Linked DNA regions of Homo sapiens: region 2 is linked to region 1. The links are chromatin contacts, found by POLR2A ChIA-PET in ENCODE. All regions are on one chromosome and are shown on one strand. Each heading gives the region's core, a stretch centred on a gene start or an enhancer-like site at or near the end of the contact. The rest is flanking DNA. Distances are from core to core; before and after follow the strand shown. Region 1 has its middle 29 kb from the start of CERS4. Region 2 holds the start of OR2Z1 (olfactory receptor family 2 subfamily Z member 1).

The links. ChIA-PET counts read pairs that join two places held with the same protein, here RNA polymerase II (POLR2A).
Region 2: POLR2A ChIA-PET joins it to region 1 with 16 read pairs in naive thymus-derived CD4-positive, alpha-beta T cell. The contact joins the promoter of OR2Z1 here to the enhancer-like site in region 1. POLR2A ChIA-PET finds 5 or more read pairs at or near these places in 2 of 52 experiments (activated T-cell and naive thymus-derived CD4-positive, alpha-beta T cell).

The regions. Positions count from the first base shown.
Region 1 is chr19:8,177,244-8,183,210 of GRCh38, forward strand. No RefSeq gene overlaps it. Among named protein-coding and RNA genes, the nearest start is that of CERS4, 29 kb to the right of the region's middle. Within about 2 kb of position 3,793, at least 5 of the 41 ENCODE cell types and tissues checked have a DNase peak (open chromatin) inside an H3K27ac peak, as active enhancers do.
Region 2 is chr19:8,719,300-8,725,266 of GRCh38, forward strand. OR2Z1 (olfactory receptor family 2 subfamily Z member 1) reads left to right here and starts at 2,335. Exons shown (of 3, transcript NM_001004699.3): 1 at 2,335-2,743; 2 at 3,807-3,851.

The sequences.
Region 1 (5,967 bases), core at 2,543-5,042:
AGACTCCATCTCAAAAAAAAAAAAAAAAAAAAAGGTAACAACCTAGGCAGGGTGCGGTGGCTCATGCCTATAATTTCAGAACTTTGGGAGGCTGAGGCAGGCAGATCACGAGGTCAGGAGATCAAGACCAGCCTGGCCAACACGGCAAAACCCCATCTCTACTAAAAATACAAAAATTAGCTGGGCGTGGTGGCACCTGCCTGTAATCCCAGCTACTCAGGAGGCTGAGGCAGGAGAATTGCTGGAACCCGGGAGGTGGAGGTTGCAGTGAGCTGAGATCGTGCCATTGCACTCCAGCCTGGGTGACAGGACAAGACTCCGTCTCAAAAAAAAAAAAAAAAAAAAAAATCTATAGTAAATGCCTTCTAAAACCGTATCTTTATCACTGCCCTATAACTCTATATAGATTCTTGGCTACTAAGCCAATAGCTGGGATGATATAAATGTAATGCAGCTGCTATCTGAATAACAAGCATGGAAAAGTGAATATGTGTGTGTGCAGATAATGCTCTACAAACATACAACTTATGACATTTTCTGTAACCATAATCAATTTCTTGTAGTTCAGTGAGTTGACCCCCTTCATGATCAGTGTTAGGGGCATGTGAAAGAGGTGATTGGTTGATTGATTGATTGATTGATTGATTTAGAGACAGAGTCTCTGTCTGTCACCCAGGCTGGAGTGCAAAGGTGTGATCTTGGCTCGCTGAAACCTCCGCCTCCTGGCTGCAAGCAATTCTGCTGCCTCAGCCTCCCGATTAGCTGGAAATACAGGCACCTGCCACCACGCCCAGCTAATTTTTGTATTTATATTGAAGACGGGATTTCACCATGTTGGCCAGGCTGGTCTCAAACTCCTGAACTCAAGTGATCCACCCACCTCGGCCTCCCAAAGTGCTGGGATTACAGGCATGAGCCACCACACCTGACCAAAGAGGTGTATTATTCTTTTGCAATTTCCTTTTAACCAGCTGGTTTTGTTATCTACTTCTGATTATGTCGCTGATACAGGCCATTTTCTGTTATCAGATCAAAAAGCAGCAAAGCCAGGCATAGTAGTGCACAACTATAGTCTCAGCTACTCAGGAGCCTGATGGGAGAATTGCTTGAGCCCAGATTGAGGCCACATTGAGCTGAGATGGCACTACCATACTCTAGCCTGGGTGACAGAGCGAGACCCTGTCTCAATTAAAAAAAGAAAAGAAAAGAAACAGGCCAGGCGCGGTGTCTCACGCCTGGAATCCCAGAACTTTAGGAGGCCGAGGCGGGTGGATCATTTGAGGTCAGGAGTTTGAGACCAGCCTGGCCAACATGGTGAAACCCTGTCTGTACTAAAAATACAAAAATTAGCCAGATATGGTGGCAGGCGCCTGTAATCCCAGCTACACAGGTTGCTGAGGCAGGAGAATCGCTTGAACCCAGGAGGCAGACAGAGGTTGCAGTGAGCCGAGATTGCGCCATTGCACTCCAGCCTAGGTGACAGAGTGAGACTCCATCTCAAAAAACAAACAAACAAAGAAAACACAAAACTTTTATGGAATTCCAGAATCCTTTCTTCCTTCACTACTTCCTCTACTTTTGCTCTATTTCAAATTATTTATTTTTGACCTCATAATTTTTTGTGTGTGGATGGGTAGGCAGAATGAATTAACAGTACAAATCTTACCTCAAAGACTAGCTATAAAATAAGAAAAAGCGCCAAGCCAGAGTTTGAACTTCCAGGTTATAATACTGATTCTGTCATCAAACAGCTTTGTGACACCAAAGGAGTTTACTAAGTTCTTTGGATTTATTTATTATTATGTTAGATGGAGTGTCACTCTATTGCCCAGGCTGGAGTGCAGTGGCACAATCTCGGCTCACTGCAACATCTGCCTCCTGGGTTCAAGCGATTCTCCTGCCTCAGCCTCCCGAGTAGCTGCGATTACAGGCATGTGCCACCTTGCCCAGCTAATTTTTGTCTTTTTAGTAGAGACGGGGTTTCACCATGTTGGCCAGGCTGGTCTCAAACTCCTGGTCTCTAGTGATTTGCCTGCCTTGGCCTCTCAGAGTACTGAGATTACAGACGTGAGCCACTGTGCCCAGCTGGAAATGGATTTTAAATCTCTGAGATGTGAAAGCATTTTCTAAGCTTAAGAGCAGAGGGCAAAATGGTCAAGCAATGTACTGAGTTGTCTCTCTTTAAAACTTAAAGAGGAATTCTTAGCCAGGTGCTGTGGCTCATGCCTGTAATCCCAGCACTTTGGGAGGCCAAGGTGAGAGAATCACTTGAGCCCAGGAGTTTGAGACCAACTTGGGCAATGTAGTGAGACCACATCTCTGCAAAAAATAAAAATTAGCTGGGTATGGTCGCACATGCCTGTAATCCCACCTACTTGGGAAGCTGAGGTGGGAGGATCACTTGAACCCAGGAGGCTGAGGCTTCTGTGAGCTATGATAGTTCCACTGCACCCCAGCCTGGGCAACACAGTAAGACTCTATCTCTAAAAAAGAAAAGAGAATGAGACATCTTTTGTCTATTTTAATCTAACCTTTTTTTTTTTTTCCTGAAGACTCTTACCCCAGCTTGCAGCTTTTTTTTTTTTTTTTTTTTTTTTGACAGAGTTTTGCTTTGTCGTCCAGGCTGGAGTGCAGTGGCGTAATTTCGGCTCACTGCAACCTCTGCCTCCCAGGTTCAAGTGATTCTCCTGTCTCAGCCTCCCTAGTAGCCAGGATTACAGACACACACCACCATGCCCAGCTCATTTTTGTATTTTTAGTAGAGATGGGGTTTTGCCATGTTGGCCAGGCTGGTCTCAAACTCCTGGCCTCAGGTGATCCACCCTCCTCAGCCTCCCAAAGTGCTGGGATTACAGGCATGAGCGACTGTGCCCGGCCAGCTTGCTGCTTTTAGCATAAATTTCAGGCTTCTGGTGAGCTCTTGGCAACATGTACCAAGAATCATAACGTGTTTGCCTTTTTCCAGCCAGTATTTCCACTGCTGGGAATCCATGAGAAAGAAATATGAGAAATAGGCAAATATTTACATATAACAATGCTTCTGTTATTGTTATTTTAATATTCAGTTAGTGCAAAGCCTGAGGTATCCGGTACGCTGTGTACAATCACGTGATAAGATCCAATATGCAGTTATGAAAAATGTTTGTAGATTTTCTTTAACAATATGTAAAATATTTTCATACTATTTTTACAGAAAAAAGCAGGATATTGGGAGGCCAAAGCAGGCGGATCACTTGAGGCAAGGTGTCCAAGGCCAGCCTGGCCAACATGGTGAAACCCCATATCTACTAAAAATACAAAAAATTAGCAGAGTGTGGTGGCACAAGCCTGTAATCCCAGCTATTTGGGAGGCTGAGGCAGGAGAATTGCTTGAACCTGGGAGGCAGAGGTTGCAGTGAGCCGAGATGGCACCATTGCACTCCAGCCTGGGTGACAGAGTGAGACTCCATCTCAAAAAAAAAAAAAAAAGAAAGAAAAAGAAAAATGCAGGATATAGGATAAAACATTTTTTTCTAGATGTTGCCGTAATTAAAAATTTTGTTGCCTATATGGCCAGGAGTGGTGGCTCACGCCTGTAATCCCAGCACTTTGCGAGCCGAGGTGGGTGGATCACTTGAGGCCAGGAGTTCGAGATCAGCCTGGGCAACATGGTGAAACCCCATCTCTACTAAAAATACAAAAATTAGCCGGGCGTGGTGGTGCATGCCTGTAATGCCAGCTACTCGGGAGGGTGAGGCATGAGAAGTGCTTGAGTCCGGGAAGTGGAGGTTGCAATAAGCTGAGATTACACCGCTGTGCTCCACCCTGGGTGACAAAGCAAGACTGACTCAAAAAAAAAAAAAAAAAAAAAAGATGTTTCCTATATAGCAACAGGAAATCTCACTCTTTGCTGAGAGAAATGCCAAACAGTACAGCCACTCTAGAAGACAGTGTGACAGCTTCTTACAAAACTAAACATACTCTTACCATATAACCAATTAATTTCACTCCTAGATATTTACCCAAACGAGTTGAAAGCTCATGTCTACAAGAAAACCCGCACATGGGCCAGGTGCAGTGGCTCATACCCGTAATCCCAACACTTTGGGAGACCGAGGCGGGCAGATCACGAGGTCAGGAGTTCAAGACCAGCCTGGCCAATATGGTGAAACCCTGTCTCTACTAAAAATACAAAAATTAGCTGCGCGTGGTGGCATGTGCCTGTAGTCCCAGCTACTCAGGAGGCTGAGGCAGGAGAATCACTTGAACCCGTGAGGCAGAGGTTGCAGTGAGCCGAGATCACACCACTGCACTCCAGCCTGGGCGACACAGGGAGACTCCGACTCAAAAAAAAAAAAACAAACTGGCCGGGTGCGGTGGCTCATGCCTGTAATCCCAGCACTTTGGGAGGCCGAGGCGGGAGGATCACGAAGTCAGGAGATCGAGACCATCCTGGCTAACACGGTGAAACCCTGTCTCTACTAAATATACAAAAAATTAGCCGGGCATGGTGGCAGGTGCCTGTAGTACCAGCTACTCGGGAGGCTGAGGCAGGAGAATGGCGTGAACCCAGGAGGCAGAGCTTGCAGTGAGCCGAGATGGCGCCACTGCACTCCAGCCTGGGCGAGAGAGTGAGACTCTGTCTCAAAACCAAAAAAACAAAACAAAACAAAACCTGCACACGGATGTTTACAGCAGTATTATTCATAATTGCATAAAACTTGGAAGCAACCAAGATGCCCTTCGGGAGTTGAATGAATAAATAAACAGTGGTACTTTCAGACAATGGGAACTCATTAATTAAAATAAATGAGCTCTTGCTGGGCACAGTGGCACAAGCCTGTGGTCCCAGATACTCAGGAGGCTGAAGTGGAAGGATTGCTTGAGCCTAGGAGTTCCAGGTCAGACTGGGGGACAGAGAAAGACCATGTCTCTAAATAAATTAATTTAAATTACAATATATTTTTTCTTTTCTTTTCTTCTAACACAGAATCTCACTCTTGTCACCCAGGCTGGAGTGCAGTAGTGCTATCTTAGCTCAGTGCAGCCTCCGCTTCCCAGGTTCAAGCAATTCTGCCTCAGCCTCCTGAGTAGCTGGGACTACAAGTGCGTGCCACCACGCCCGGCTAATTTTTGAATTTTTAGTAGAAACAGGGTTCCAACAAGTTTGCCAGGCTGGTCTCGAACTCCTGACCTCAAGTGATCTGCCCACCTTGGCCTCCCAAAGTGCTGGAATTACAGGTGTAAGCCACTGTGACCAGCCTAAAAAAATTTTTTAATTATCCAGGCATGATGGTGCACCTGTAATCCCAGCTACTCAGGGAGGCTGAGGCAGGGGGATGGCTTGAGCTGGAGAGGTCGACACTGCAGTGAACTGTGATGGTGCCACTGCACTCCAGCCTGGATGACAGAGAAAGAGCCTGGCTAAAAAAACATATAACTAGCCGAGCAAAACTCCTTCTCAAAAAAAAAAAAAAAAAAAAAGTGAGCCCTAATGTAGGCTGTGGACTCGGGGTGATGAGGACGGGTCCCTGGAGATTCATCAAGTATAACCAATGCACCACTCTAGTGGCGGACATTGATAAGGAGGAGGCTGGGCTTGGGGAGCAGGGTAGATATATGGGAAATCTCTGTACTTTCCACTCAATTTTGCTGCAAACCTGAACTGCTATAAATCAGAACGTTTATGGGCTGGGTGCAGTGGTTCACGCCTGTCATCCCAGCACTTTGGGAGGCCAAGGCAGGAGGATCGCTTGAGCCCAGGAGTTTGAGACCACCCTGAGCAACATAGCAAGGCCCCATCTCTACAAAAAAAAAAAAAAGAAAGAAAATACAAAAATTAGCCAGGTGTGGTGGTGTGCATCTGTAGTCCCAGCTACTCGGGAGGCTGAGGCAGAAGGATGGCTTGAGCCTGGGAGGTGGAGTTGGCACTGAGCTGTGATTGCATCACTGCACTCCAGCCTCAGTGACAGAGCCAGACCTTGTCTT
Region 2 (5,967 bases), core at 1,085-3,584, 540 kb after region 1:
ATGATCCACCCTGCCTTGGCCTCCCAAAGTGCTGGGATTGCAGGGGTGAGCCACCACTCCTGGCCCAGTGTGAAGCATTCTATACTGTTGTGCTCTTGTCCTGAGTTTATTTCCCCAAGGCTTTCTATATTTTGGCAAAAGCAAAGGTTAATGTTCTGCAATGAGTTTCCCAAAAGCTGAGAGAGTGAAAGAAAATCTTGGAAAAGGAAGCCATGAAGAGAAATATGACCTCATATCAAACTAACCATTTCATTTTTTTGGTTAACAGGAAGCAGTATTTTAAATATTTCATATCCTAACATGACAGTTTGTTACTGATTACTGATACACAAGCCTTTTACTAGTTTCAGCTATATTCCAGGAAATTATTTGAGACTTTTGGGTTGAGGTACAATACAGCCTTTTCACATTTGAAATAATGGAATATAGAGTCCCAGTGGACAATTTTGTGAGCATCTGCTTTTCAGAAACGTATAATTGACATTAAGCAGGAGTTACCTCTATCAAGACAATGAATGTGGATGGCACACAGCAATGGCAAAAAATGGAGCTGGAATTCAGAGGATTAATATTAATCCTTTATTACTAATAATAATTTATTAATATTTGAGGCACATGTCGAGAGTATTAACATGTTTTCTCTGTCATGTTTTCTCTTCCCTTGTTCTTTATAATGACATGGTGTAGTCAAAAACAATTTTCATGGTTTGTTCTATATATTTCTATACCCTTTCATCCATCATCAATTCATCCTCCACCCCTCCATCCCTTCACTCATTCCTCTACCTATCCATCCATCCATCCATCATCCATCCCTCTAACCATTTATCTATCCATCCATCCATCCATCCATCCATCCATCCATTTATCCATCCATCCATCCATCCATCCATCCATCCATCCATCCATTTATCCATCCATCCATCCATCCATCCATCCATCCATCCATCCATTTATCCATCCATCCATCCATCCATCCATCCATCCATCCATCCATCCATTCATTTATCCATCCATCCATCCATCCATCCATCCATTTATCCATCCATCCATCCATCCATCCATCCATCCATCCATCCATCCATCCATTCATTTATCCATCCATCCATCCATCCATCCATCCATCCATCCATCCATCCATCATTGGTGCCAGTCAATTTGTGCTAGGTGTTGAGCATCCAAATCCCACTGCTCATTTCTCCATATCTTGATTTCTTTTTCTAAACTCCTGTCTGTTTCAGCCCTTCCTATTTAGTAAACATTAATGTGTCCATGTCCCTTGGTCACCAGTTATACAAAAATGAATAATTGCAGGCTCTTGCCATTGAGGAACTCATGGTCTATGGCAGTGCCACTCAAATTGTGGTCCATGAACTGTTACTGACCCTTGTGAAGAAATTAATCTTGGACTAAAGCAATTCTTTAACCTCAGCCTCCCAAGTATCTGGGAATATGGGACTACAGGTGTGTGCCACCATGCCCAGCTAATCTTTAAAAAATGTTTTTGTAGAGGCAGGGTCTCTCTATGATCTATCTGTCTCTGGACCATTGCTTTGCCTGAGTCTTGGAAGCCCCTCAAGGATGGAACTCAGTGGAAGAAATGTCCTGACCAGGGAATCTGCCTCTTGGCTGTGCCACCACCATCACTGCCCCAGTATTTAATGCAGAAAAAAATCTCCTGGACATCAGATTTCCTTTGGAACATGAGGGTCCCTTTGTAGTAATGGATTCCCTCATCTCCTTTCTCTTCTTAGATCCAAGCAAAAGGACTTGGGTATCTGCCATATCCAATTATCTGCATCAGTGTTGCCCATTTTCCCCATGGTTAATTGAGAGATGAGTAAATGTTTTTCCACAATCCTCCAGGGACAATCCAAGTATCATGGGCTCTAGGCTCCCACTGAAACTATTTTTTTTTCCTAACAGAAAGGGAGACCCAGAGGGGTTCTGATGCAAAAGCTGTCCCTGGAGCCTCGATCCCCAGACAAGGATGTCTATCTTTGCATAGACCAAGGTGGCACTGATTAAACCCAAGATGCTGGAGCCTGGGGAGGTTTTTTTCAGGAGCTGTCTTGCAATGAAGGGAGTTGACATGCTCATGGGGCATTGAGAGGGATCCATCACTCTGTCTGCACACAGACCTTGGTGACTGGGGGTGAGAGTTTGGAACCCAGCCTTGTGGAGATCTTGGGGGTCTGGGCATAATTTAGAGACTAGTATTAGTGGCAAGATGGGCCCCCAGAACTGCTGGTATTGTGTTTCACAAGCTCATTGGGTTGAGCTTGTACAGGTATTTGGATGGAAAGATGAATTTTTGTCTACCTCTTGGACATTTGCCAACCTGCACGCTGGATGCATCTTACCTTGTCTGTTATTGCTGCTGTGAATCCAAGCAGGCTGGACCTCTAGATAGCAGAAGGTCACCCATGTTGACGTTCATTCCAAACCTTCCATAAAATGTGCTGGAAGCAGCAAGGGGTGGGCACCTCACCTTGGCCATGGGGCCGGGACTAGAACAACCCATCTGGCATGGGCTGGAAGCACCTTCAGCTCACTTTCTGGAGACTGTGACCATCCTACAACAGTGATGCTCTGGAGGAATTCTCAGCTCAGAATTCCAGGGAAGATGAGTTGAGTGTTAAGTCCAAGAAAGAGACAGTGTCCAGAATAGAGACAGCTCAGGATCTGAAATCAAACTGGGTTCAAATCCCAGTCTACCCTCTTCTTAGCTGTGTGACTTTAGGTAAGTCACTTACCCTCTCTGAGTCCATTTGTCTTTAACTTTAGTTCCAACAATCATTATTTCCCTTGCAGGACGTATTCATTTAACAACTATTTACTGAGCAGGCTCTGCTGTGGATCCTTGAGATGTGAGAATGTGAGAAATAAATAAATAATATAAGTGAATTAAATTATTTTATTAAGTAAATTATATTATATATTAAATTAAATAATATAAGTGAATATAATATAAGAGAATGTGAGAATTTAATAAATAATATAAGTGACAGTTTGTCCTGCAAACTGTCATGTGATCATTTGGCTACTAAAGTGACCAAGAGTCCAGATCATGCCTGGTCATAACGGACTGATGTGAGTTTTATTGGCAACAAGAAGATAAATAATGTAGCTCCTTTCTTCTGGTCACTCAGTGTCAGCAAAGGGACCACTCTAGACCCACATTTTGGCATCCCTGAGGAAAACGGGAAAGGGACAGGTAAAACCACAACTTTAAAACTTTTCAAAGGGACTCTCCTCCCACCCAAAGAAGGACTGATTTAGGAATCACTGTGAGATGTTCCAGCCCAGATTAGAGTAAGTCATGGCTACTTTTTCCAGCTCTGCCTGTCTGACTGTGGGGCAGCAGGTGAGAGAGGTTGGATGGGTGGAACATTTTTTTCTGAAAGAGATTTCAGTGGGAAACAGTGTGCCAAAAGCTCAGGACATAATCCCAGCACTTTGTGAGGCCAAGATGGGGAGGTATTATTTAAAACTGGGATTAAGGGACCAGCCTGGGAAACATAGCAAGACCGCATCTCTACAAAAAAATTAAAAAATAAAAATTAGTCAGGTGTGGTGGTGCACACCTGGAGTCCCAGCTACTCGGGAGGCTGAGGCAAGAAGATGGCTTGAGCCCAGGAGTTGAAGGCTGCAGTGAGCTATGATTGTGCTACTGTACTCCAGCCTGGGTGACAGAGTGAGGCTCTGTTCCCTCTACCAAAAAAAGCTCAGGACACAAAGGCATTACAATGGAATTAGAGGAACTGCTAGAGATCCCCAAAACCAGGGGTTTTTATTTTTTTCAGATGCATCAAAGACAGTGGGACCACCTGGGCACCCTGAAAGGAAAGGTGAGTTTGGGGGCACACAGGAGTGTTGCCTGGGTTTCTGCCTGCAATCATGTTTTATGTCTTACTCTTGGGTGGATTCTGTTATCCACCAGTCCATACAGTCCGGATGCTCTATTACTTCTGCCTGGAATAAACTTCCCTCCTCTAGCTCTCTGGAAACCTTCCCTCCTCTACCTGACCTTCAAAACTTCCATGCCTCCTTCTCTGTGAAGCCTTCCCTGATCCCATCCCAGGCAGAGTTTCATCCCCTGGGTACCCAAATCATCATGCATGTATTTTTATTACATTGCTCATCAGACTATGCTGAAATGAGTTGCACAATGTTCATGTTCTCTCTCAAACTCTAAATTCTATAACTGCAGGGCTAAATTATCTGACTCCCGTACATCTTTGGTTGACTCTGGAAAATGCCACCAATGAGGCACTCCATTTCATTTTTGGTTGGATTTTACACATACAGTGCGTGTGTGTGTGTGTGTGTCACCAGATAAGGGTCTGTGAAAACAGAAGAAGAATTACAGAAACCAGTGGTGGGGCGATGACACTGTTCTAGACCCAAATGTCAACCTGTGTGGTTTCTTCCCAAGAGTGCTCTGCAGTTTCAAGGCAGGTCCTGCAGAGTTGTTGGTGCAGAAGCCTTCCCCACCATCCCAAAGGGCCACAATGCCTGAAACCAGGGGAAATGCCAGTCCTAGAACAGTTCTAGGGTGGACCATTGGCCCTGAGGGTTGGCAAGTGTGGCTTCTCTACCAGACCAGGGTGGGACATGATCACCCATTAGCCAGAAATCATAACTTAGTGGTGAAGGGGAGTCTGTTTGTGTGTGTGTGTGTGTGTGTGTGTGTGTGTGTGTGTGTGTGTATGTGTGTGTGTGTGTGTGAAGCAAATCTTGAATATCTATTACAGTGTTTGGAGATGTGTGAAATGCCGATGCAAGAACAAGGACTTTGGAATTAAATCTCATTTTGTTAGAATCTTGACTTGGTTACCTTCTTGCTGGTTCATCCTGGACAAGGCACTGCACTTCTCAGATCTCTGTCTTCTCATCCCCAAAATTCATAGAGGTATTAATACCTATGGTCATTTTTTTTTAATTGAGAGAGGGTCTCACTCTGTGTTCTGTTGCCCAGGCTGGAGTGCAGTGGTGTGATCACAGCTCACTGCAGCTTCCACCTCCTGGGCTCAAGTGAGCCTCCCACCTTAGCCTCCCAAGTAGCCGGGACTATAAGCATGTGCCACCATGCCTGGCTAATTTTTCTATTTCTTGTAGAGTCGGGATCTTGCCATGTTGCTCAGGCTAGTCCCAAACTCCTGGGCTGGTCCCAGCCTCCCAAAGTGCTGAGATTACAGATGTGAAACACCACACCCAGCCTAATAGTGTGGTTATTGTTATTGTCATTGTCATCAAGGGCTTGCTGAATATTTCTATAACAGCTTCCCCAGCCACCTCCATTCCCACCATCCTCACTTCTCTTCCCAAAAACTTAGATTTGCATTTCATTCTTTCATTTTTTCCATTTTCGGGGCTCAGGGGTTGATGAAAGACAGATGCTCGACCACCTTCAATTATCCACCGACAGACTTCTCTTCATTACTGAGAATGGGGTACAAAAAGTGTGTCCTTGGGTAGGAGGTGATAGGCTTAGAGGAGCTGCCCAGCTCTCAGAAAGCTCTCCTTGCTTCCAAAACACAGCTGGAGGAGTGGGTGTGAAAACTATTGCCTGGGCTTCTGCCTGCAAGCCTATTTTATGTCTTACTCCTGGGTGCATTTTCTTAACCACCAGTCCATAGAGTCCAGATACTGTATTATTTCTGTCTGGAACAACCTTCCCTCTTCTAGCTCTCTGGAAAATTCCTACCTGACCTTCAAAACTCAGCTCCAATGCCTCCTTCTCTGTGAAGGCTTCCCAGATCCCATCCCAGGCAGAGTTTCATCTCCTGGGTACCAAAAATCATCATGCATGTATTTTTATTAAATTGCTCATCAGACTATGCTGAAATGAGTTCAACAATGCTCATGTTCCCTGTCAAACTCTAACTCTAAATTCTATAACTGCAGGGCTAAATTGTCTAACTCCCATACATCTTTGTTTTTCTTTTAATTTTTTTTGTGTTG